Regions from separate parts of the Mus musculus genome. Here all the other regions are linked to region 3. Evidence: chromatin loops called from intact Hi-C (ENCODE). Cell type or tissue: left cerebral cortex. All regions are shown on one strand.

Region 1 (8,000 bases), 100 kb before region 3:
ATCTCTATTATAAAATTTGCACTGAATAGTTATTAGTCATTTAGTATAATGAAAGCATCTCTATGAGGACTCTGACATACATAATCAGTTAAGTGTTAAATGAATTCTGGATGAAGGTTTATTCTTTGCCTTCAAATAATAACTGCTACTACTCTTCATTGTGTTATTTAGTTATCAAAAGCCGTAGCATGTGCTTTTACATATATTTTTATAAAAATCTGTAACATCATCACATCCTTTTCACAGATAAGGAATCTGAAGTAAAAAGTCTCAGGGATGTTTTTGAAATGCCACATGACTCAATTTCCTTCTTTTTCCTCCATATCCTTTTAAAGGCTTTTAAAATTATTTTTATCAAAAAATAATTTTTACTGTTTTCCTTTAAAAGATTAAATTATTAATTATTTGTGGATGAATGAACAACCTTATGCTAATTCAAATGTGTTATTCTATAACTGAAATATTTTTGCGACATCAAAATGGAAAATAAAAGAGACATTTCATGGAGAGTGTGTTCAGCCCAGGACAGCACTGGAAAAGCTACTAATAAAAGCAGTAGGCATCTTAAAAGCAATTACATGGCTTTGATGGAATGTTGTTGTTTTTGTCCCTGAGAGACATCTTTCCTGCATGTTAGAGATGCACTTGGGCTATGAGCAGGACAGCCATTTGTTAGAGAACATTGAAATGATAGGTGGAAAATTCATTTTCTAAAGAGGAAAGGGCAACATCCAAAAGGAAAAGAATATTATGTTGCTACTTCCAGGGTCCTATTAAAAACAAAGGCCTGCGAAATAGCATTTCCAGGGTAGAAAAGCAATACACTTTCAAATAACTTCATCAAGAGGAAGCTGGGACAAAGACAAGGGTAGAATTTTAACTATATAGGAACTGCAGCAGGGCCAGGTAGTGTTTGTTATTCTAGAAGATATTTGGGGGTCATTTTGTGCTCAGTACTTTTTTAAATGAAAGTTCACCCAAAGCTATATAATGATGGAAAGAGATAACATTTATATTGCATCAGAATCAACAACAGAAACGGTCCACAACTAGGAGATAAAAGAATGGTTAAAATAATTATTATATCTTCAAGTAGTTAGGAATGTGGTGTCTCTAAACTATCCTAATCTAGTAAAGACTCCTGAGCATAATTGAGGCACATTAAGATATTGACCAAAATTTTAAGCAGTTTGTTAATACACAGTTACACAAATGTTTCTTTGACAGTATGTGTCAGTAATGACTATGAAGGCTGTGAGATAGAAACCTCTTTAAATATGTATGGAAATGAGCTCACAAAATCCCATTCGGATAACCAAAATGACATGTGTTACTGAAGAACAGTGGAACAATCATGGATTTTAGAGTCAGTCTTGTAAATTAAATCCCACTACAACATAGTATTTTCATGGCCTCAAATGATGCTTTGCTTTGTTCATAGGAACTGGAAAAGAAAATCACCTGATTGTTAGGCTCTTCTTTATTAGAGTTTAAATGAGATCATGTATGTAAGTTTTGCTAATGAAACATCAACATGATGAAAGATTTGTGAAATGGCTTAATGTGGGTAGCTAGCCCACACTGGCTAGAGGTGTCCTTGCAAAAAGCTTGCCTGGAAGCCCATAGATGAGTAGATATGAGCCCTTAACTACTTTCTTTCTTGTATGCTACCCTCCCCCCCCGGACATAACTGGAAGCCACTGCATGTTTACAAGTATTTATTGAGTGCACACTATAATTTCAGTTGTTGGAAATGCATTAAATAGTACAAACTCTTATGAAGATTTTCTTTTTCTTGAGTTATTGTACCAACCTTTGGATTTCCATCCTACCTTTTGACTATGTGTATTTTACTGCGAACATAATCTATTTAAAAATATTTTAAAATCATGCTGATCCTCTTTAAAAAACTCAATGGCTTTTTGTCCTTCTCCAGCCATAGAATTTAGTTTTCCTATTTAAAGACATAACAGTTGTTTATAAATGGCTCCTAGCCAAGAACATTTGCTTTATCACTATTTCCTACCTCATAGCTCTTACTGGTCTACCTTCTTTTGTCCTGCTCTAAACTACAGGAAGTGTTATGTCTTTTAATTCTTATGACCAGACTGAGTAGTTATTTTCTTTCCCCTTGACACACATCTCCTACTAATACTCCCACTGTTAAATACTTCTGCAGAAAATTCTTGACAAAATACATCAAAATGAAGGGAGAAGAAACTTCTACACCCTTTGCCCACTATACTGTGTAATCCACCCACCATGTGTCTGTTACCATAAGCCTGATGCTTACAGAGGTACGATAGAGAGTGATAACAATGGGGTAGATATTATTTCCTCCAACAAAAATACAGTCTAAGAAAACAACTGATGTTGGACCAAGAGAAGCTTGGCACTTAATCTATATAGTTCCTTTTCTCCTTAACTTTAAAACATAACCTAATTTTTCTTCCAAATTTGTTTTGAGAACAAAACCTAAGTCTGAAATGATTCTATTTCATTTATCTTACCTCAAGTTAATTTTTAAGAAAATCAGCCTTATTTTTTATATTTGAGGTATATCTCATGATGTTATGGGCTATATACCAATAGTTTTAAAAAAACGTTACTATAATGAGAAAAATAACATATCTAGCCATATCAGAAATAATTATTTAAATTATCCAAAAATATTAGATTAATGAGATTTTCTAAATTACTATAATATGTAGTTATCTCTAGACTACATAGTTTCTAGGGTCCAAGGTAATTGCTTAAGTATCCATAGCTGAATTCACTACATTTTTTTCTTTTTATTCATATTCCCTGGCTTTTCTCCTACTGGAGCTCTTGCTGAGTTGTTTCTATCCAGAACTGACTCACTCTTTGGTAATAAAGAAAATCTTCATCTGGCTTTCTTGGAAAATAGCTTCACGGTTGGGAGGAGTATGTGAGTTTTGAATGTGTGCATGTGCGCATGTGTGTGCTGCCTGCATATGTGGATTCAACAAGAGCTAAGTTCTGACATTTCACGAATAAGAGTTCCTCTCCGAGCAAGCCAAATTAAGCATGGCCTGGTTCTAGGTTTCTTTGGAACAATGATTTGAATTAATTTTGTTTTTATAGCTCAAAGAAAATCTGTGTGTTACTCATAAAACCAGCAGTCTGTGAGCCAAATGGGATGAGAAAGGGAAGATCTCTTAGGGCCATGCCAAATTCTTCCTACTTCCCTTCCTCCCATTTAGGAAATAACCAAGAACGTATCTTTGATGGGACAGCAATGTGTGTCCACAATAAGGGCAGCTGTGATTAAGCTCCTCACCCTACAGAATTTATCTTAAATTACTCTAATTACTAGCTATTTGGTTTCAAGTACATATAACAATCTGTGATGCTGGAGAAGCCAATCTGGTAGTAGGCAGAAGTGAGATAGCATTGCTCAAAAGGAAAGTCATACTGACTGAAGAGGAAACATCATCTACAAAGAGAATGAAAACCATCAGAATGCTTAATTGGAAGACAAGCTAATCACTGAAAGCATGGACTAACAAGTCAGAGAAATGACAGTTTTGCAAACATGGCTCTGAGGTTCTCTTGTGGCTATGTATAAAGGAAGGAGAGAGGCCAGTGTTTAGGAGAAATCAAGATAGGCTTGCTTTAACTACTCAAAAATATAGATATAGAAGTAATATTCAATTAAGAAAATCAGGCAATGGAGAAAGCTATAAAGGGATATAGCAATAGAAGAGTGCTTCCAATACCTAGGCTCCACCCTTCACAGGACCACACCAGTGGTCAGGGTGCTTGTTATTGGTCAGTTGGTTGATTTGTATCTTTGGTTAACTTGTCACTGAAATCCTGTATATTTTTTTTCCAGGTCACCCTTAAAGGAAGGAAGTTTAAGATGAGGTCACAGAAATGCAGATTAGGAATAGGAAATTGTTTCCTCTTAAATGTTTTCTCATGTTCTTAAATTTCTTCTACATTTCTGCCTACTTTTTTTTTCAATTCAGACCTTGACACATCTTATAAGCTTTTTTTTTCTTTTTTATGGTGTTTAACTTATTTATTTTGATCTTTAAAATTGATCTCATAGTTAGCATGCAATATAATGGGTTCAATTGTAAATTTTTTTTATAGCTTTGGCTGTCCTAGAACTCACTCTATAGACCAGGCTGCCTTCAAACTCATAAAGATCCACCTGCCTCTGCATCTGGAGTGCTGTGACTGTAGATGCAAGCAGAACCACTGTCCAGCAATTAGGATAATTTTATACACACACACACACACACACACACACACACACACACACACACACACATAATTACTTTATGCTTTTATTCCCTCCGAGGCTCCACTTTTCCTCTTGCTTGTCTTATTCCTCTGCTTTCATGGCATATGTATTTCTCTGCCCTCTCTTATTTCTCCCTTTTGACATCTTCCTTTATTCTTACAGTTCTCTTTCTACTTTTATTACACTTTACAATATGTGAACACATATTTAAATTTGGATTCTACATGAGAGAAAGCATGCTATATCCATGAGTCAGCTTTACATCCTTTAACAACCTCTCATTCCACACATTTCCTGAATGTGCCATGATCTCATTTTTCTTTACAGTTAAATAAAATTCTATTGTGTATATCTACCACATTTTCCATGTAAACTCATTTCTTTTTTGATGAGTAAGATGAGTAGTTCCATGTCTTGATTATTGTGGATAATGCAGCAGGTAACAAAGAGTAAGGATATCTGTGGTGTGGTGTGCTGACCTGAGCTTGTTCAGTGATATATACAGGCATTATACAATTATACAAATAATGGCTAGGACATATGGTACTTCTGATTTGAGTTTATATGAGGAATCTCTATATTGCTTTCCATAGTACCTGGATCAATTTCTGTTCCATATACAATGTGTGACAGTTCTCTATTCCCAGTATCCTTTCAAGCATCTGTTGTCATTTGTTCTTCTTCTTATTTTTTTTACTTTTATTTTTATTTTATTTTATTTTATTTTTAATATTTTTATTAGGTATTTCCTCATTTACATTTCCAATGCTATCCAAAAAGTCCCCCATTCCCTCCCCCCCCACTCCCCTACCCACCCACTCCCACTTTTTGGCCCTGGCGTTCCCCTGTACTGGGGCATATAAAGTTTGCATGACCAATGGGCCTCTCTTTCCAGTGATGGCCAAATAGGCCATCTTTGATACATATGCAGCTAGAGTCAAGATCTCCGGGGTACTGCTTAGTTCATATTGTTGTTCCACCTATAGGGTTGCAGTTCCCTTTAGCTCCTTGGGTACTTTCTCTAGCTCCTCCATTGGGGGTCCTGTGATCCATCCAATAGCTGACTGTGAGCATCCACTTCTGTGTTTGCTAGGCCCCAGCATAGTCACACAAGAGACAGCTATATCAGGGTCCTTTCAGCAAAATCTTGCTAGTGTATGCAATGGTGTCAGTGTTTGGAGGCTGATTATAGGATGGATCCCTGGATATGGCAGTCTCAAGATGGTCCATTCTTTTGTCTCAGCTCAAAACTTTGTCTCTGTAATTCCTTCCATGGGTGCTTTGTTCCCAATTCTAAGAAGGGGCAAAGTGTCCACACTTTGGTCTTCGTTCGTCTTGAGTTTCATGTGTTTCACAAATTGTATCTTATATCTTGGGTATTCTAAGTTTCTGGGCTAATATCCACTTATCAGTGAGAACATATCATTTGAGTTCTTTTGTGATTGGGTTACCTCATTCAGTATGATGCCCTCCAGGTCCAACCATTTGCCTAGGAATTTCATAAATTCATTCTTTTCAATATCTGAGTAGTACTCCATTGTGTAAATGTACCACATTTTCTGTATCCACTCCTCTGTTGAGGGGCATCTGGGTTCTTTCCAGCTTCTGGCTATTATAAATAAGGCTGCTATGAACATAGTGGAGCATGTGTCCTTCTTACCGGTTAGAACATCTTCTGGATATATGCCCAGGAGAGGTATTGTGGGATCCTCCAGTAGTACTATGTCCAATTTTCTGAGGAACCACCAGACTGATTTCCAGAGTGGTTGTACAAGTTTGCAATCCCACCAACAATGGAGGAGTGTTCCTCTTTCTCCACATCCTCGCCAGCATCTGCTGTCACCTGAATTTTTGATCTTAGCCATTCTGACTGGTGTGAGGTGGAATCTCAGGGTTGTTTTGATTTGCATTTCCCTGATGATTAAGGATGCTGAACATTTTTTTCAGGTGCTTCTCAGCCATTCAGTATTCCTCAGGTGAGAATTCTTTGTTTAGCTCTGGCCCCATTTTTTAATGGGGTTATTTGATTTTCTGGAGTCCACCTTCTTGAGTTCTTTATATATATTGGATATTAGTCCCCTATCTGATTTAGGATAGGCAAAGATCCTTTCCCAATCTGTTGGTGGCCTTTTTGTCTTATTGACGGTGTCTTTTGCCTTACAGCAGCTTTGCAGTTTCATGAGGTCCCATTTGTCAATTCTCAATCTTACAGCACAAGCCATTGCTGTTCTATTCAGGAAATTTTCCCCTGTGCCCATATCTTGGAGGCTTTTCCCCACTTTCTCCTCTATAAGTTTCAGTGTCTCTGGTTTTATGTGGAGTTCCTTGATCCACTTTGATTTGACCTTTGTACAAGGAGATAGGAATGGATCAATTCGCATTCTTCTACATGATAACCACCAGTTGTGCCAGCACCATTTGTTGAAAATGCTGTCTTTTTTCCACTGGATGGTTTTTGCTCCCTTGTCAAAGATCAAGTGACCATAGGTGTGTGGGTTCCATTTGTTTCTTCACAACAGCCATTCTACCTTCAGAACACTTGTTTGTCTGTGGTAATACTCCCTTCTTTTTTCAGCTCCTGTACATCAATTTCACCTGAGAACTGGGATGTGTAATCAGGTCACAATCTTACCATCCATGTTGCCCTTTCACCTGTTCTAATGTTTGTGCAAGTTTGGAACCTGGTGCTCAAGTTGAGGCAATGAATGGTCCTAAGAGTGTAGAAGACCCAGAGAAGACAGTCTAAGTGTTCAATGAAAGCAAGATGAAATACCTTGATTTAATAACTCAAGGACTTAAAACATTTGTAAACTTCTTTCCTAGACACAAGCTCCTTGCTTCTGTTTGGTCCAAGGCCAAAAATTACATTTGCATTAGTCTCTCTTCCCACTCCCCCTTAGCCAATGCTAACCTCATCTCTGCTTCCTACAAATAAACCTTATCTTCCCAGCAGCTTCACTGCATCCAAGTCACAGAATGAGAGAAATGATTGAAATAAGGGAGTTTTTCCTAATGTGGAATAAAAAAATCTACAAGTTTGTGGAATCCAAAAATGCAGTCATAACGTTCTTTGAACAATGATCATGTCTATAAGTGCTACTTCATTTAAAAAATATTTCCCTGCCCTTCCTCAAAAAAAGAAGAAAAATAAGAAAAAAGAAAATGTTTCCCCAAATAAATTGTATGAACATATTTAAAATTTATAGTTCAGTAAAATTTTTCAGTAGATATATAAGCCACACAACCTAAAGCTTATGAGAATAGACATTAAAGGATCTTTATGGTAATTTCATACAGTATATTTGCTTTGGGAATAAGGTGGAACTGCAACAGATCCATGTTGACATTGTTGGGACACACTTTCACTGGGAATCATGCTAGGATATTTTGACAACCAGTCACTACCTATTTAAATAGGAACCTGACTCTCCACTTTTACTCCTAAGCCATTTATCTAATGAGAATACACACACACACACACACACACACACACACACACACACACACACACACACACACTGTTTTCTTTCTAAAGAGCTGGAATGCTTTTTGGAATCTGAAGGAACAAGAAAGTTAAGGGAGAATCAATAGAAACTAAATATAGATGGATGAAGGTTGTTAAAGGGACACAGGGAACAAAGAAAAGAGGGAACAGACTTATTTACTGAGGAAAATTATGTTGTCTTCCTCAATGCTCTTGAAAGGGGAATGTGAGACAGCTAAGAGT
Region 2 (8,000 bases), 390 kb before region 3:
TGTTAGGATTCTCATGAAGGGATGAACAGAAAGAATAAGGGGTGTGCTGGAGGGGGAATGCTTGGCAACTGGCTTGAGTGGGTTGTCCTCCTCTTCAGAGATTCTTCAGTCCAGTTGGCCTGGCTGGAAGGTAGAAGCCTGAAAACTTTAGAGGCTGTAGGAAGGGAAGGAGCTCCAGGAGGCTCTCAAAGACTTGTCTTTCATGATACCTAGGTTCTTTGTCAGGTTACAGCAGGCCTTGACCTCCTTATACCTGTCCTAAGAGGTTTCTTATGAGAGTGTATGAGCACAGTTCATGTGTATGTGCGTCAATTTTGTTGTCACTTTGAGCTCCTCTCTCTAAGGATTAATTTCAGTGTACTTTGGGTATATTCATGGCTGATTTGAATCCAGATGCTGATATTTGACTTTACAGCACATGGATGTTTATAGCCTTCTCTAGATTTTTCTGTCATTTTGAAGAAGCTTTCAAAATGAAGCTTTGGGCATTCTCCAGTCTTTCTTGAATACCAACAAGCTGAGTATTTTCTCTTGTAATACTCGCCAACATTCCCATAATGTTTTTTAATTTTTGTTCTGCTTCACCCTTTTTATTTCTTTTGTTTTTTTCTTTAAACTATATTAATTCATTGAGAATTTCATACATTGTAGAATGTCTACAATACATTTTGATCATATTTATTCTGCACTCCTCCACCTAACTCCTCCTAGATCCATCAACCCCTTCCCTACCTGCTCCCTCCCTCCCTCATCTCCCACCACTGAGTTCCATTATTTCTGCTCAAATACTCACGGGTGTAGGGCCATCCATCAGAGAGTGGTCCAACGACCAGGGGCCACACCTCAAAGAAAACTGAGTCTTCAATTCCCAGAAGTCATCAACTAGGAGTTTCTTTTCCCTCACTTTCTCCATTTCCCCCATGTAAAATCTTTACTGGCTTGATCTCCTGCAGTCTGCCACAGCCGTTGTGAGCTCATTTGTGCAGCTGTCGGATGAATCCAAAAGATACAAGTCCTCACTCTTGTCTTCTGCAATAGTCCTTGAGCCTTGTGGGACAGTGGTGTGTGATGGCAGTCCCATTTGCGGTTGGGCACTCCACAGACACTTATTCCCATGTGGCTTTTCCAATAGGCTGTCTCCAAGCTCACCCAGTCTTCTCTTGTTTTGTTTTGCTAGTTATGACTTCTACTACACTTTTCATTTTGTTTAGTGTGCTTTTCAGTGCAAAGATCTGCTTGATTACAGAATAAATTCACTTCCACTGATGAAGTACTCAATTTCTTCTCTGTGTCTTTAAGGTGTTCATTGAGTCTCTTGACAGCATATGTTTAAATTCTTGTCCTGAGAATTGCACAGATCAGTTGATACAGCATGGCCCGTTTCTGGCATTTTATTTTCTTCCTAGGTATAGTATTAACTGCTCCAAAGGATTTTTTTTTTTTTTTTAGTGTTCTAGGTATAGTATTAACTGCTCCAAAGGATTTTTTTTTTTTTTAGTGTTTACCAAATTTTTAAGTAAAATCACAATAAATAAAAGCACCCCAATCACATGTCCAAATTACCCAGAGCTGAAGTCTGTACAACCCAGTGAACTTCTATTTAGTTAGAATAACCATTTGGAATGGAAGCTGTCCAATGTCACGTTAAATTTTATACTTTAAGTGTCGAATACCTTTAATGCATTTAGCCACCACGAAAAGCAAAAACATCCATGAAACAGATGAAATACAACAATTAACTTTATATCCCTGAAAGTTTTTGGAGGTTGTTGGCATATGACATTGACTATTCAGACTCCTCCCAATTTGGCTTTGCGTTTTCCCTTCCAGAAATGGTAAGCCAAGTTTCTGCCACTATATTAGCACTAGGTGGTGAGCTAAGCTTAGGTTTGCTGTGAGTTCTGGCTGATGTGTTGTCACTATTTTAGCACTAGAGGGCTCCACAGTTCCAAGTCTGTGCCCTCTTCACAGCTGCTATGTTGTTAGGAAATAGGTTATTGTTTTAAAATAGCCAAAAAAGGCTATCCTGTCCTAGCGAGCCTCTACTTGGGGCTCAGGTAGGCCCACAGACTTCATCCATAAATACCACCCTACAGTCAGGCACTCTGAGGTTCTGCATGGACAAACTTCATAGGCAGTAAAATGCCAGCCCTAGGTTCCTATGCAATGATGTGATGCCATTCTCCTTTTCTCCAGCTGGACACTGCCTGTGATCAGTGGTAAGCTAGGCAGGCATATCCAGGGCCATCAACATCACAATGCCAGGCTGCACCAGAGCTTAGAACCCAATCTGAGTAGTATAGCACAGGGACAGGACCAAGGACCACACTCCTGTGGTCTTACTGCTATAATGGTGGACTTGTGGGCTAAGGCCACTGCAGGATAAAAGTCTGAATAGGGTTCCAGGCTCTACCTGGTAGAAAAGTTAGGCATCGGTGTGAGGGTACAGTCATTGGTAACTCCTCTTAGAGTTCAACCAGATAGCACTGTGCTCAAAGACACATCTCATGCTTACTTCTGTATCCTACTTTGTCAAGTCTATGGTATTTCTCATTGCTGTAAGGCACAAAGAGCGGAAGGGCTAGTGGAGGCACTCCCTTGGCTGCAGGTACAAGTCTAGGGATGGTGGAGGTGGGAATCTGCTGAGTACTGGGCTGCAAGTACCAAGCTTAGACTTACTTGTCCCTCCCTTTTCCAAGTACAAGTCCATCTCTCTATATCGCTTTGCTTGGGACTTGGGGAATCCAGGTCACCTTTTCCTTTCTTCTTTGAATTTTTCTTATTATTATGCTAAAAGCAGGGACTAATATATCTGTGCTGCCTCTCTTAGTACTTGTAAAAATAGTTTCTTAAATGATGTTTTTGTGGACAGGTGATCACAAGGATGATTTTATTTTGCTTATTTTAATTTTAAGGGAACATTCATACAGCATTTGATAATGGCTTACAAGGTTTGTTTAGTTTAGCTTCTAATTGTCCCCCACCCCCAGCAGAGGTATGAGTGTATCCCCGCCGTTCTTTCTTCCATCTTATGTGCTAGTCCCTTAGTCCTAAACATTCAGCTACACTTCTTTTTTAGTTGGCTGCTTCCTACTCATTTTCTAAAGCTCAGATGTTCATGGTTACTACCATCTATAGACTGAAGTACTTATGAAATGCCAAGATTATGAGGTAATACAAGACTCTCTCCATCTGTCAGCCTTTCCTGAGCTCTGGGACGATTTCCCTGCTATCCCCCACAGCACGTTTGCTAACATCCTATGATTGCCTGTTGTTGTTTTTCCCCTCACTTGACTGAGCTCCTTGAAAGTGACAATTGTGTCCCACTCACATTGTGGTCTCAGCATCTAATCACAGAGCACAGCGCAAAATAAATACCCAAGAGATATTTTTTAATAAATTAATACGTAAACAGAATTGGAAGCTACTATAGATGTGCACACAGCTGGAGATCTGATGGTAAGGGGCTTAAATCTTTCCTTTGTTCTAGTTCGTTAGAGTTGCTATGTCTTTCTGCTCAGCACTTGTTAGATAACTAGTGGAATAAACCGGAAAAGGGTCTGATTACTCATAAACAAAATAGAAGGCATTAATTGTAGTTGCTCAGGCCCTCGTTTCTCAGCTACAGTCCCCCAGGGGGCCCTCCTGTTCCAGGCTGCCTACTCTACTAGCCCTCTGCAGAGGATGAAGCATGAACTTAGCTATAGCAGCAGCTTTTCGGGAGCTGCCACAGAATGAATCGCCTGTTATCGGCCAGGCATTGAACTTTGCGCTCTGCATCTATCACTTGACTCAAATCTTGATGATTGTCCTTATTGTTTTTATTCTAAGCAACATAGCTTTTCCCCTCTGTATGAGAGTATATCAACTATACAAAATAATGAGTTTCAATGGGATAGAACATACTGTGCAGATTATGTACCTTGATCATATTTGAATCTGTTCTTACTAACAAATTTGAACCATAGACATGATTCTTTCCATTCAGATGAGGAAGGAGAAAAAGATCTTATGTGTCAATTATTATTATTATTTTTTAAAGAAGCATAGGCTAAAATGTTTCAGCTCAGTGTTCAAAGACTATTCTGACTGGCTCTAGGACTCAATACCCTCCACTCCTATCCTATTTCCCTGCTTCTTGTGGCCTCTTTGCTATAAACACACAGTATGTGCTCAAGAAGAACATAATGAATTATTTTCATTCTCCTTTCGAAATGTTGCAATTTCTCTGAATCAAACCTTTCTTCTCTTAGCCAGCTCCTGTGTGTGGGCAGATGGCAGATGGTGACAATTGTCCACTGCTTGTCTGAATATCACATTTGTATCCTATTCAAAACCACACTTGCAAAGCCATGTCTATGGATATAGTTGGAACAGAGAATAAAGGATGAATGAGCACTTCTTCATCAGGCTATTATGTCCTTAAATGTAAAAGTTATTTCCTCTGCAACTGGAGTGCTGCATGAGAACCACCTTGTCTCTGCTCCAAAGGCTCTGACATCACTGTTCCAGCATGATTTCTGCAGCTGTCTCTAGCAAGAGAACACTGAGGACCTAGTGCTTGCCCCACTCAGAAGGAGAAACCATCACGGAGAGGTGGAAGTACCAATAGCTTCCACCCTGATCTCACTATGTAGTTTTGCCTGGAGCTCTCCATATAAACCATCCAGGCCCCAGAGTCGCAGAGATCTGCCTGCTTCTGCCTCCTGAGTGCTGGAATCAAGGGTGTGTGCCACCATGCTAGTATCGATGGCTTTCAAAACAAGATATATGGTGTGTGTGTATTTGGTACACATGCGGGGCTATAGGGAGGGAGGGGGGAGGGGAAGGAGGGAGGGAATGAAGGAGGGGAGGAGACATACACACACACACACACACACACACACACACACACACACACACACACACACACGGCAGTCAATTCCCCAAAACTGCCCTGCTACCCCATTTCACTACAGCCTGTAGTTAGATATAAATGATATACTTTTTAAATAATTAGAAATGAACAGAAAAGTCACACTCTGGGCATGTGAAAATTATATAAGATAGGAGCTTCAATGCCTGGCAAGCTTGGTGGGAGCACAGACACATGCATTTGTTTATGTACTTCTGGCTTGAAAGTGAGAGCCGATCAGTCATGGCAGAGATTGTTTAGGCCACAAAGCTTGAAATGTTGACTCCATTGTCATTTACAAAAGTTTCCCCATCATGTGGCTTAGTTCAAACTCCACACCCCACAGCTACCTCAAAGGCAGAGGTTTTACGCATGCTATTCAATTACAGCACAAAGCAGGAGATGCAAGACTACATTTGGCTATATAATGTAGGGTCCTATGGAAAAATGAATGAGCTGGCTCTCTGTATAGAAAGTGGGGAAAACACGTCATTAAAGACATGAGAACATAAAAATTATTCCTTCTTTTTATGTTTCTCCCTAACTATTATTTTATTTTGAAATTTGTATTTAATTTCCTTCAACACACATGGGGATGGTTCTGAGGGAAGTACAGATCTGTACATCAGAAGTACATCAGGTGCCCAAGGGTGCCCCTTGAAGCAGAGTAAGTGCACATGGCATAGGTTTCTGGGTCTCTTTCTCCAGCCTCTCCTTGCCAGCTGCAAGCTGTGGAGATGGAAAACCTGAACCAGACAGTCCCCATTCCATGGGTCACTTGCCCACTTACAGATGTAAACTTGCAAGAATGTGACCAATCTCATACATGAATGAGTTAGGCACCTGGATGTGCTGGCAGAGGCTTGTTCCTGCCAGGTTATCTGCTGCTGAACATTGCAACCTGGTATGTGGGCCAATGGAGGTGGGGGCACTAGGAAGTGAAGGAGCAGGTGGCCAACAACTCTGTCTGAGGAGATCTGGAGGCAGTAGGGGGTGGACCTAGACATGAGCTGAGAGTTCAGGTTTGCTTTATTGTCTTACCTGACCTTTCTTGAAAAAAATATAAACACAAAGATTAGTTTCTATGAGTTTTAGACAGATGCCAAGAGCATACTCCTTCTGAGTGTGCATCCTGTGTTCCTGCATTGTCTTATATTTCTATTTGATTATAGGTGTTTACTATATTTAACAGTGGGATATCTAGAAGTAAGTAATTGACAAGATTTGGCTAGCAGACTGAGGTTTGCTGATTTTGATCTAGATGATCTGTAAGGTGTCCCTCACTATCACCTGCCACCCCAATAATTGTGTCGGATGTGACTTAGTGTATGATGGAGGAGTGTCTAGATGCCTATCCCTACTACTTCCTGACTCAGGACCACTGTGTCTTCATTGTCAGTGTATATCATCTTAAGAGTTCATGTGCAATAACAGAATGGCAATGTTCTAAAGCCTGTTGCCAGCCTCACACTTCTCTGGGAGTGTCTTCCAGGAGCTCAGTCAGCCAAAGATTATTACAGGCATCAACATATCAGCTTCCAGTTTTACTCCTTGGTTTCAGGATGTTTAAAGCCATTTAAGATGGTAAAGTCAGTAGATAAGTGTGAAAAAGCTGAAGATGTGATATCTTAGGAATGAAAGTAGTAAATTCATCTGAGGGCATCATGGGGAAGCTTCCTATACAGGATACCTTAATTCTAGTTCTTACATGATAAATATGATTCCTATAGACAGAAAAGAAGGAAGGGGACCTTGACGGTTCTTATAGAGGCTTCTGCAGGAGCAATGCCTCAGAGATTGGAAAGTAGGTGTGTACCTCTGAAAAGATAATATACTAGTCCGACTGGGGCATAGAGGACAAGGTGATGTGTGGGAGACAGTTCTGCAAAAGGGCATAAGTGTCTTTTTTTCTCTATTTAGGAGTGTTCATTGCATTCTTGAGAAAACTTGAAGCCAAAAGAGTTTAGGGAAGGAGAGTTCTTGCCAATAAGTATACTAGTCCATAAAAAAAAAATGTCTATAGAGAATAAGAATGGTTTGGTGTAGCCTATCATCACTAAAGAGACAGGCACAGTGTCTTAGTCAGGGTTTCTATTCCTGCACAAACATCATGGCCAAGAAGCACTTGGGGAGGAAAGGGTTTATTCAGCTTACTCTTCCACATTGCTGTTCATCACCAAAGGAAGTCAGGACTGGAACTCAAACAGGTCAGGAAGCAGGAGCTGATGCAGAGGCCATGGAGGGATGTTTTTTACTGGCTTGCTTCCCCTGGCTTGCTCAGCTTGCTCTCTTATAGAACCAAGACTACCAGCCCAGAGATGGCACCCCCCACAAGGAGACCGCCCCCCTTGATCACTAATTGAGAAAATGCCTTACAGCTGGATCTCATGGAGGCATTTCCCCAACTGAAGCTCCTTTCTTTATGATAACTCCAGCCTGTGTCAAGTTGATACACAAAACTAGCCAGTACACACAGGAAAGGTGAGATAGAGCAGGCATTTGTAGGATGGCCTCTTAGGTGCTTCATATACCTATGGACAGCACTCCATGGGGACTATGTTACTAGTTGTCCTTTGTAAGTGTTCAGAGGGGACAGCAATCTTTTTGAAAAGTACCCAATAGGCAGGAGGAAGAAGCAACATCTTGGTGTCTGTCTTAACACTGGGCTCAAACCTTTATTGGTATGCAACACTGTTTGTCAAAACTTTCAAGCAAGTATCTAGGAGCCAACAGATCCCCAGTGAGGATAGAACTTACTTGTTAATCTATTCCTCCTGAACCTCCAGGTGGACATGACCACTACTTTCACCAAGGCTCCAACTAGCACTGCCTACGTTCGCTGAGATAACCGGCATATGAAACTTTGGGCTTCTAGAAGGCCTCTGTGTTCTGTGTTCCAAGTGTTTGGTACAGGTTAAAATGTCAGTCCCTCTGAAGAATGAGTGGGTATGCTAATGACTGGGTTGGGATCTTCTAATGACTCCTGGAATCCATCCCCCTCTAAACTAGAAGCCAAAGCCAAAAGCAACCTCCACAGTTTTCAGAAGAAGGCACCAAGGAATGAAGGATGATACCCAGTTCCAGCATCAGAACCAAATTTACTGCA
Region 3 (8,000 bases):
ATTATGTAACTGAATGTTTTACCCTCCACAGTTTCAAAGGAGTAAAAATGTCAGCAGCAGAGTTCCCAGAGTTTAGAGACATACGATTTATGAAATAGTAGAAAAATCACAGTTGAGAATATAAAAAGCTGTGTGCTAGCTCTGGTTATGTTACTCATTAGTGGCCTGGTTTTAGTAAAATCATTTAAAATGATCAAGTTGGCTCCTCGAATGTGAGGTTCACAACTTTTACCTCCTGGTACAAAATTTAGACTTTACATAAAGTCCAACTAAATTGGATCTGTTATTTCCCAGATAATACTTGAAATATTTACTGCTAGGGTGATATTTGAAGGCTCGTGATCCAGAAAAACAAACAAGTTAGAAACGTCAAAAATCTACATGGATTCCTCTAGGCAAATGAAAACGCATCCTTGAGTTCCCTTCCAAGAATGTGTTTATGGAATAGATCACAGGTGACAAACTGAGGTCACCCTCTTTCCAAAATACAATAATTACTTCTCATGGAAATACTTCCTCTACATTTCTACCTAAGGAACTGTGTGGGCCTGTTGCTGAGGAATCAGAGCAAGCCAACTATAGCTAGGTCCTTCCCAGATGACAATCCCCATCAATGGTGCCTTTGAATGCTCCCCAGCCTTCATTCTGTTTCTACACATGGAAACATGGTTCTGAATGCTGTCACTAAGTCAAACTCTCTCATCTCATGTTGCTCTATTCTTCTAGACTAAGCTCCTTATTTCTACCACCCAGGTAAACCAACAACCCCAGCAAAGGCCTAGATCCTTTCCTCTGTGGCAGCCTTATTCACCTCTACATATGTTCTGAGACTCAGCTAAAGTACTCCTAGAAACTTTATTTACCTCTCAAACTGAATAGGTCCTAGCACTTCCCTCTCTAACTCGCATGTCCTATCACAGAAGTAACCATACCATCATTTAATACTTACTTATTTGTATCTATTTCTTATAGTGAATGCATAGCATATATAAATAAACTTTATTTTTCCTCCTCATTCTATTGCCCCTTTTTAGTAGTTGAGGCAGACCTTTAAGTTACTATGTACACAAGGATAAAATTGAACTTCTGATGTTCCTGTATCTACATTTCACCTGCTAGTTTTATAAGCATGAAACATCATACTTGGCTTAGGCCCATTGTGTGTGTGTGTGTGTGTGTGTGTGTGTGTGTGTGTGTGTGTGTGTGTGATTGTGCTCAAAACCAGGGCTTTGTGCTTAGCATGTAAAAATTCTAGTGGTTACATTACATCTCCTGCCTTTCAAAGGAAAAATTTTAAGTATAAGATTTCTTTTTTATCATTATCAATATCCTGACATTCAGTAGACTTTTGTAACATTTGCTAATGAAGTTTTAAAAATGAACAAATGCATAGTTGGTCCATGGCTATACTAACTGAATAAGTGATTCTCTTTTGCTCCACCCTCCATAACATTGCTCCTACCTTGTGTCTCCCTTCCATCTATCCCAATCCTACTCTTCAGTCAGTCCTGATAAAGACCCACCTAGTACATAAGTACATAAGTAAACATACTGAGGATAATGCAAACATAGCATATATTCTGATTATTGAAGAAAGACCTTGCAATATAAGAGGAGAGAAGCAAATAAAAATATTTGTCTATGCTACAAAATGGATGTGACAGGGTGAAGCCATGGAGTCTGTGGGATCAAAGAGGAAAGGACAACACAAGACTGTGGATATAATCCAAGACTCTCTGTGAACAAAGACATCAAGGGCAGATAAGATTTCCAAGTAAAATTTGGAGATTTGTGAAGATATAGAAAAGCCTATGAACATAGATAAAAAAGAATAAAAGATCATAATCTTGGAAAGGAACCTAGAATAAATATCAAGTTAAATTAGTTGTCTAGGACAAGGCGCTCTAATACCTAATTCCAAGACTAATAATACTTCTAATATATAGAATATATTGTCATTAAAATGCATGGTACTGTCTTTCAGAACTCCTCAGAAGAATATGCCCAAATGCAATGCTCTGTCTCCTTAGCTAGTGGGTCTCAACCCTCAGGACTCCTGTTCTCAGTGTTTGTAGCAGACCTGAAAGAGCATTTAGAAGCTCACTTGGTAATACAAACTTAATGTGATTAAACACTTATATCAGACTGACACACCAATTCTATGAAACACTGAAACCATCATAGCCTCTGGCAGTCCCAGTTGCAACTCTGTGGAGCAATGTAAACAAAGTCCACATTGGTTATTTTATTTATTTGCATTTCAAATGTTATCCCCCTTCTCAGTTTCTCCTCCACAAGCCCCCTATCTCCTCCTCCCTCCCTTCTGCCTCTATGAGGGTGCTCACCCACCTACCCACCCACTACTGCCTCAGCAACCTAGCATTCCCCTATCCTGGGTCATTAAGCCCTCCACAGGATCAAGCAGCTCCCCTTCCAGTGATACCAAATAAGGCAACCCTCTGCTACATATCCAGCTGGAGCCCTGGGTACCCCCTCTGTACTCATTTGTTGGTGCTTTAGTCCCTGGGAGCTTTGAGGGTTCTAGTTGGTTGATATTGTTCTTCTATGAGGTTGCAAACCCCCTCAGTTCCTACTGTCCTTGCCCTAACTTCCCCATTAGGGTCTCCACGCTTAGTCCAATGTTTGACTGTGTAGATCAGCATCTGTATTTGTCTGGCTCCTGCTTTAGATTTCTAAAATGGAGTAGAGTAACTGTACAGCCTTTATATAAATGGATTGTCAACTTGGATGTTTAAAAGTCTTTCAATTACTCCACATTTTAAAGCATCTGAACAGAAATGAGGCTCTTACTACAACACATACTAGCTAATATTTTTGAGACATTCTGTGTTTATTTGCTTTATTACCAGTAACTACGCTGAAATGTTGATGTCAATATTTGTATAGATCTCCTGAGGAAAACTTCTCAGAGATGCTTCATTCCCAGGATTGCTAAGCTTGCAGAGATGGAGCCAAGGTCCATATTTGACTTTATCCTACTCTAAAGCCAGGATCAATGTATGTAGATGAGAATTTCTTCCTCATTGCTCTTTACCCATCCTTTAAACATAATGGCCATGGTTGTGGGATCATGAAAAAAGTCTGAAGTCTCAGGCACCCTAATGTCTGATAGTCTACTTTCCTGAGTGGCCTCACTCCTATTGTTAGGTTTCTGTCTAAATGCCTTTAAGGTCTCCAGTAATTCTGACAGTCTGTGACTTTGAGGTTTTAAAATATTCTTATGTAACAACTCCCTCATGAAAGGGTTACGACCCTGTGAGTTGCCTGTTGTGGGCAGATAGGAGGATAAAACCTCATAGAAATTGAATTGAGTTTTCTACATTTTTCAGAGTGAAAAAATAGGCACATAGCTACCAAAAAGTAAAGGTATAAGCCCTTGAGAGATGAACTTAGTTAAGGCAGAGGTTCCTGTGTGACAGCACTGTCAGCAGAAACCTCAGTCAATGTCACAAAAACAGTAAAGACCTGAGAAATATATGTTGTTGCACTTGCTGTAATAGTAGACCATGTTAACCAAGCCATAAGGAAGCACCCAAGTTAGAATCAAAAGACTGGTATCTTTCTATAGGCTCCTTCCTAGTCCACATTTTAAATGATTTCTCTCTTGTTTATAAGCAAAGCCAATAGCTTTCCATTAAAATCCAAGTTAGTTCATGTCTTTAACTCAATTTCTCCCATTGTGATCCTGTCTTCATGCTTTTTTAGCCTTGGTTCTACCCTTTGTTTCTCTTTTTTTTTTTTCAATTAAAATATTCATATTAATTCTTTAAGAATTTCACATAATAAAATTTGATCATAATTAATTCCTAATTCCCCCCTTTAACTCCTCCCAGATCTGCACTGTTACCACTCACTACCTCACTCACATTTGGACAAAGAAAATTTCATTCACTAATTTTTAAAGCACTTAATGAATTTATATGATTGACCCAGATATGCCTATCTACCAAGGCAGTTTTAAGTCATGAAGCTGGAGTGCTGTGCAGAGATAGCAGTGTCAATGAAATGAAGAATACTGACTGTGCCCCTTATTAACTATGAGACATAGCTCAGCTTCTTCATCTGAAAGATGAAGATTACAATCCTGCTTTGTGTTAGCATTTGGTGTCTGGCATTTTGTGGTTGCTTAAACATTCACTGAATCTTAGTCTTGGAGTTGAAGTAAGGAATGGAAACTGACAAAGCATGAGAAAGTGGAATTGGTTGGTTTTTCCTTATAAGACAAAAAAAAGGTGAGTTTTTGAGTAGTCTAGAGTCCGTTGTCTGGAATCCAATGAGATAACAACATAGAATCTACCCAGGCTCTGCTCCTTTTAAGGCTTCCAAAAATTCACTACATAGAATCTTCCAAGCAGCTCCTTCCCTCCTTACACTGTGAGTTCTGCACAGAGCCCTCAGAAAGTTGCCAGCCATGAGATTCTTTTCCCCTCCAATGAAAACACACATGGCACAAACATATGATTCCCATCTGGATCCACCCCCAACTTCCGGCCTGGAGGCTGCTGTGTGGGCAGGAACGTCTGCCTTTGAATTTGCCAGCCTAACCTGGCACCCTGAGCTAGTCCTCTCTGAGGAATAAAGCACAGCTCTGGCTAAGCTCGCATGTCTGTTGCTTCTTTTCAGGGTCCTGTCCATCTTTACCTCTTTCTGGCCAGGTCAGAAAATGTTCATGTAGACCAGGGTCACTTTGCTCAGGCCAAACAAAAGGGTCTTTAGTTCTAGAAAGGAGCAGGCAGACTTTCCTTTAATCCTAGGAACAGATGCTAGCCCAGGAAGAGAAGGCATTTAGGGGCAGGAATTCTTATTAAAATAAACAGACACCACCTCTTTCAGGTCCCCTGATGGCATCATTGACCAGCCACTTCAGTGTTATTACCATCATCATCCCTGCTGGATTCTATGCCCCAGTGAATTGGCAACATTCCTTCTATTTGCAAACAGTTTGAAAATAAGAACCCCAGGAAGGATACAGGCTGGCCAGGCTCCAGGGACTTTCAGCAGCAGCAGTCATGCTAAATCAGGGCTACAGCTTACTTCCTGAACAACAAGTGCTAATATTGCCTCCTTGGCCCTTGATCACCAGGGCTGCCTAATCTCCCCTAAATTCCTCTTTTCCTTTCTTACCTCCTTCTTCCATCTGGGAATATGGAACCTGAGAAAATGAGAAGGCAAATCTTTTAAGAATCTTATAAGAATCTGTGCCTGATATACAAAGAGCTCATGAAGCTGAACTCCAGAAATTCAAATAACCCCATTAAAAATGGGGTACAGAGCTAAACAAAGAATTCTCAACTGAGGAATACCGAATGGCAGAGAAGCACCTGAAAAAATGTTCAACATTCTTAATCATCAGGGAAATGCAAATAAAAACAACCCTGAGATTCCACCTCACACCTGTCAGAATGGCTAAGATCAAAAATTCAGGTGACAGCAGATGCTGGTGAGGATGTGGAGAAAGAGGAACACTCCTCCAGTGTTGGTGGGATTGCAAGCTTGTACAACCACTCTGGAAATCAATCTGGTGGTTCCTCAGATAATTGAACATAGTACTACTGGAAGATCCAGCAATACCTCTCCTGGGCATATAGCCAGAAGATGTTCCAACTGGTAATAAGGACACATGCTCCACTATGTTCATAGCAGCCTTATTTATAATAACCAGAAGCTGGAAAGAACCCAGATGTCCGTCAACAGAGGAATGGATACAGAAAATGAGGTACATTCACACAATGGAGTACTACTCAGCTATTAAAAACAATGAAATTATGAAATTCTTAGGCAAATGGATGTATCTGGAGGATATAATCCTGAGTGAGGTAACCCAATCACAAAAGAACTCACTTTATATGTACTTGTGATAAGTGGATATTAGCCCAGAAACTTAGAATACCCAAGATACAATTTGCAAAACACAAGAAAATCAAGAAGGAAGACCAACACATGGATACTTCATTCCTCCTTAGAATAGGGAACAAAATACCCATGGAAGGAGTTACAGAGACAAAGTTTGGAGCTAAGACAAAAGGATGGACCATCCAAAGACTGCCCCACCCCAGGATCCATCCCATAATCAGCCTCCAAACACAGATACTATTGCATATGCCAGCAAGATTTTGCAGAAAGGACCTTGATATAGCTCTCTCTTGTGAGGCTATGCCAGTGTATTCTGGCAAATACAGAAGTGAATGCTCACAGTCATCTATTGGATGAAACACAGGACCCCCAATAGAGAAGCTAAAGAAAGTACCCAAGGAGCTGGAGAGTTCTGCAACCCTATAGGTGGAATAACAATATGCACTAACCAGTACCCCCAGAGCTCATGTATCTACCTGCATATGTAGCAGTAGATGGCCTAATCGGCCATCATTGGGAAGAGAGGCCCCTTGGTCTTACAAACCTTATATGCTCCAGTACAGGGGAATGCCAGGGCCAAGAAGTAGGAGTGAGTGGTTAAGGGAGCAGGGTAGGGGGAGGGTATAGGGAACTGTCGGGATAGCATTTGAAATGTAATTGAAGAAAATATCTAATAAAAAATTAAAGAAAAAAAAAACAATCTGTGCCTGAGGTCACAAACTATTCATACATTTTCTAACATGGGGCTTTAATTCTTAAAAGATTGGCCTGATAATAGCAATTTCTGAATGATCATCTAAGGCTTGAAGTTTTCCATTTCTTTTCCTCTTAGTCTGATCCTATTGCTACATGTGCCCATGTCTTGTCATCTCTCCTGAACATACCCATCTTCCCGCCCTTCCCCATATCCTTCATTATGATAGTTCCTCTATCATCAAATATTTAAAAAAGAGAAAAACAATGGCTACTGTTATTTACTATGTGTCTATTGTTAATCTGGATCCATAATGAGTTTGTTGTATATGCATTTTATATTTTAACCACGAAAAACAAATCCAAGTAGTACACTCTATAATTAATCTCATCTTGTAGTTGAGCAAGTTAAGCCTAGGAGTTTACAACTGACTTCCTTTAAGGTCCTAGAACTAGTATACAAGACAGTATGACTTAAAATATTATTTAGCACATGAAATGATTTTCTTCTAAAATAGGTCTTCTAACCCTAACCCTAACACCCTGAAACCCTAACCCTGGCCTACCTCAACCTCCTTCAACATGGCAAGAAAGCAGAAAGGAAGAACAAGACTTGGAAAGAAAGGTATACAAGTATGAGCGTTGCTAAGTCTCTCCACAGAGAGGAGATGCTCAGGGTACCAGTGCCTGGAGGTGTAGTAACATGGTCAAATGAAGTTGGTGCAGAATTGAATTCAAATTAAACCTGCATAATGCAAAAATCCTTGCTATTATCACCAAAAGTGGGGGGTTTAATTAGTTTAAATTAAATAAACACAAATATAATAACCCAGCAGTAGCTTAAATAAAAATGGTAATGCAAACATGTGAAGAATTGACAGTCAGTTACAACTGATTACATTAACTCATATGATTAAACAACATTTGATTCATTTTAGTGGAAATCTTGCTAAACTTTACATATATATGTATATGTGTATGTATGTATGTATGTATGTATGTATGTATGTATGTATGTATGTATCTATTTTAAGTATATGCATATACTGCTGCTTTTCTATTCCCACTATACTCTCAGTTTTTACTTATAACTGTGAGTATGAATGGTAACAGGGGGGACTCTTCTCCTTGTTCCAGACTTAAGTGGAAAACATACAGTTTCTTCTCATCAAGTAAACTCTTAGCTTCCAGTTCATAAAGGCATTCTCTATCAGGTAACGAAATACCCTATACTCGGGATCTGATGAGGGTTTTTTTTTTTCCCTCTCGGAGGTGAATGTTAAATTGTACACAATTGCCCTTCCCTTAATTCACTGTCTCACTTCTGCCATCACTGTGCTACCTAACTCATATAATTAATCAGAGGACAGTTATTCCTTAGCTAGTAAGATGAGAATTGGTAACTCTTACTAACTTTGTTTTATTACTTTTTA

Evidence for each region. A loop is a pair of places that touch in the nucleus more often than their neighbours do. Peaks named below come from ENCODE experiments on the same cell type or tissue, not always from the same donor. Only the 100,000 strongest peaks of a DNase experiment are listed, where the experiment ranks them.
Region 1: a loop joins it to region 3, with 12 times the contacts of the local background. A loop is called at or near these places in 3 of 42 quality-filtered maps.
Region 2: a loop joins it to region 3, with 7 times the contacts of the local background. A loop is called at or near these places in 2 of 42 quality-filtered maps.

The regions. Positions count from the first base shown.
Region 1 is chr4:111,014,594-111,022,593 of GRCm38, reverse strand. The region is part of intron 4 of Agbl4 (ATP/GTP binding protein-like 4); the gene reads right to left. Among named protein-coding and RNA genes, the nearest start is that of Bend5, 400 kb to the left of the region's middle. In left cerebral cortex, no CTCF peak of the experiment used is centred here; DNase peaks (open chromatin) are centred at 2,209, 3,007 and 4,524; H3K27ac peaks cover 1,867 bases.
Region 2 is chr4:111,303,019-111,311,018 of GRCm38, reverse strand. All of the region lies in intron 5 of Agbl4 (ATP/GTP binding protein-like 4), which reads right to left. Among named protein-coding and RNA genes, the nearest start is that of Bend5, 110 kb to the left of the region's middle. In left cerebral cortex, a CTCF peak has its summit at 1,918 (motif pointing right); DNase peaks (open chromatin) are centred at 3,184, 3,644, 4,303, 6,360 and 2 more places; H3K27ac peaks cover 2,223 bases.
Region 3 is chr4:110,913,232-110,921,231 of GRCm38, reverse strand. All of the region lies in intron 3 of Agbl4 (ATP/GTP binding protein-like 4), which reads right to left. Among named protein-coding and RNA genes, the nearest start is that of Bend5, 500 kb to the left of the region's middle. In left cerebral cortex, no CTCF peak of the experiment used is centred here; DNase peaks (open chromatin) are centred at 4,488 and 4,946; H3K27ac peaks cover 1,687 bases.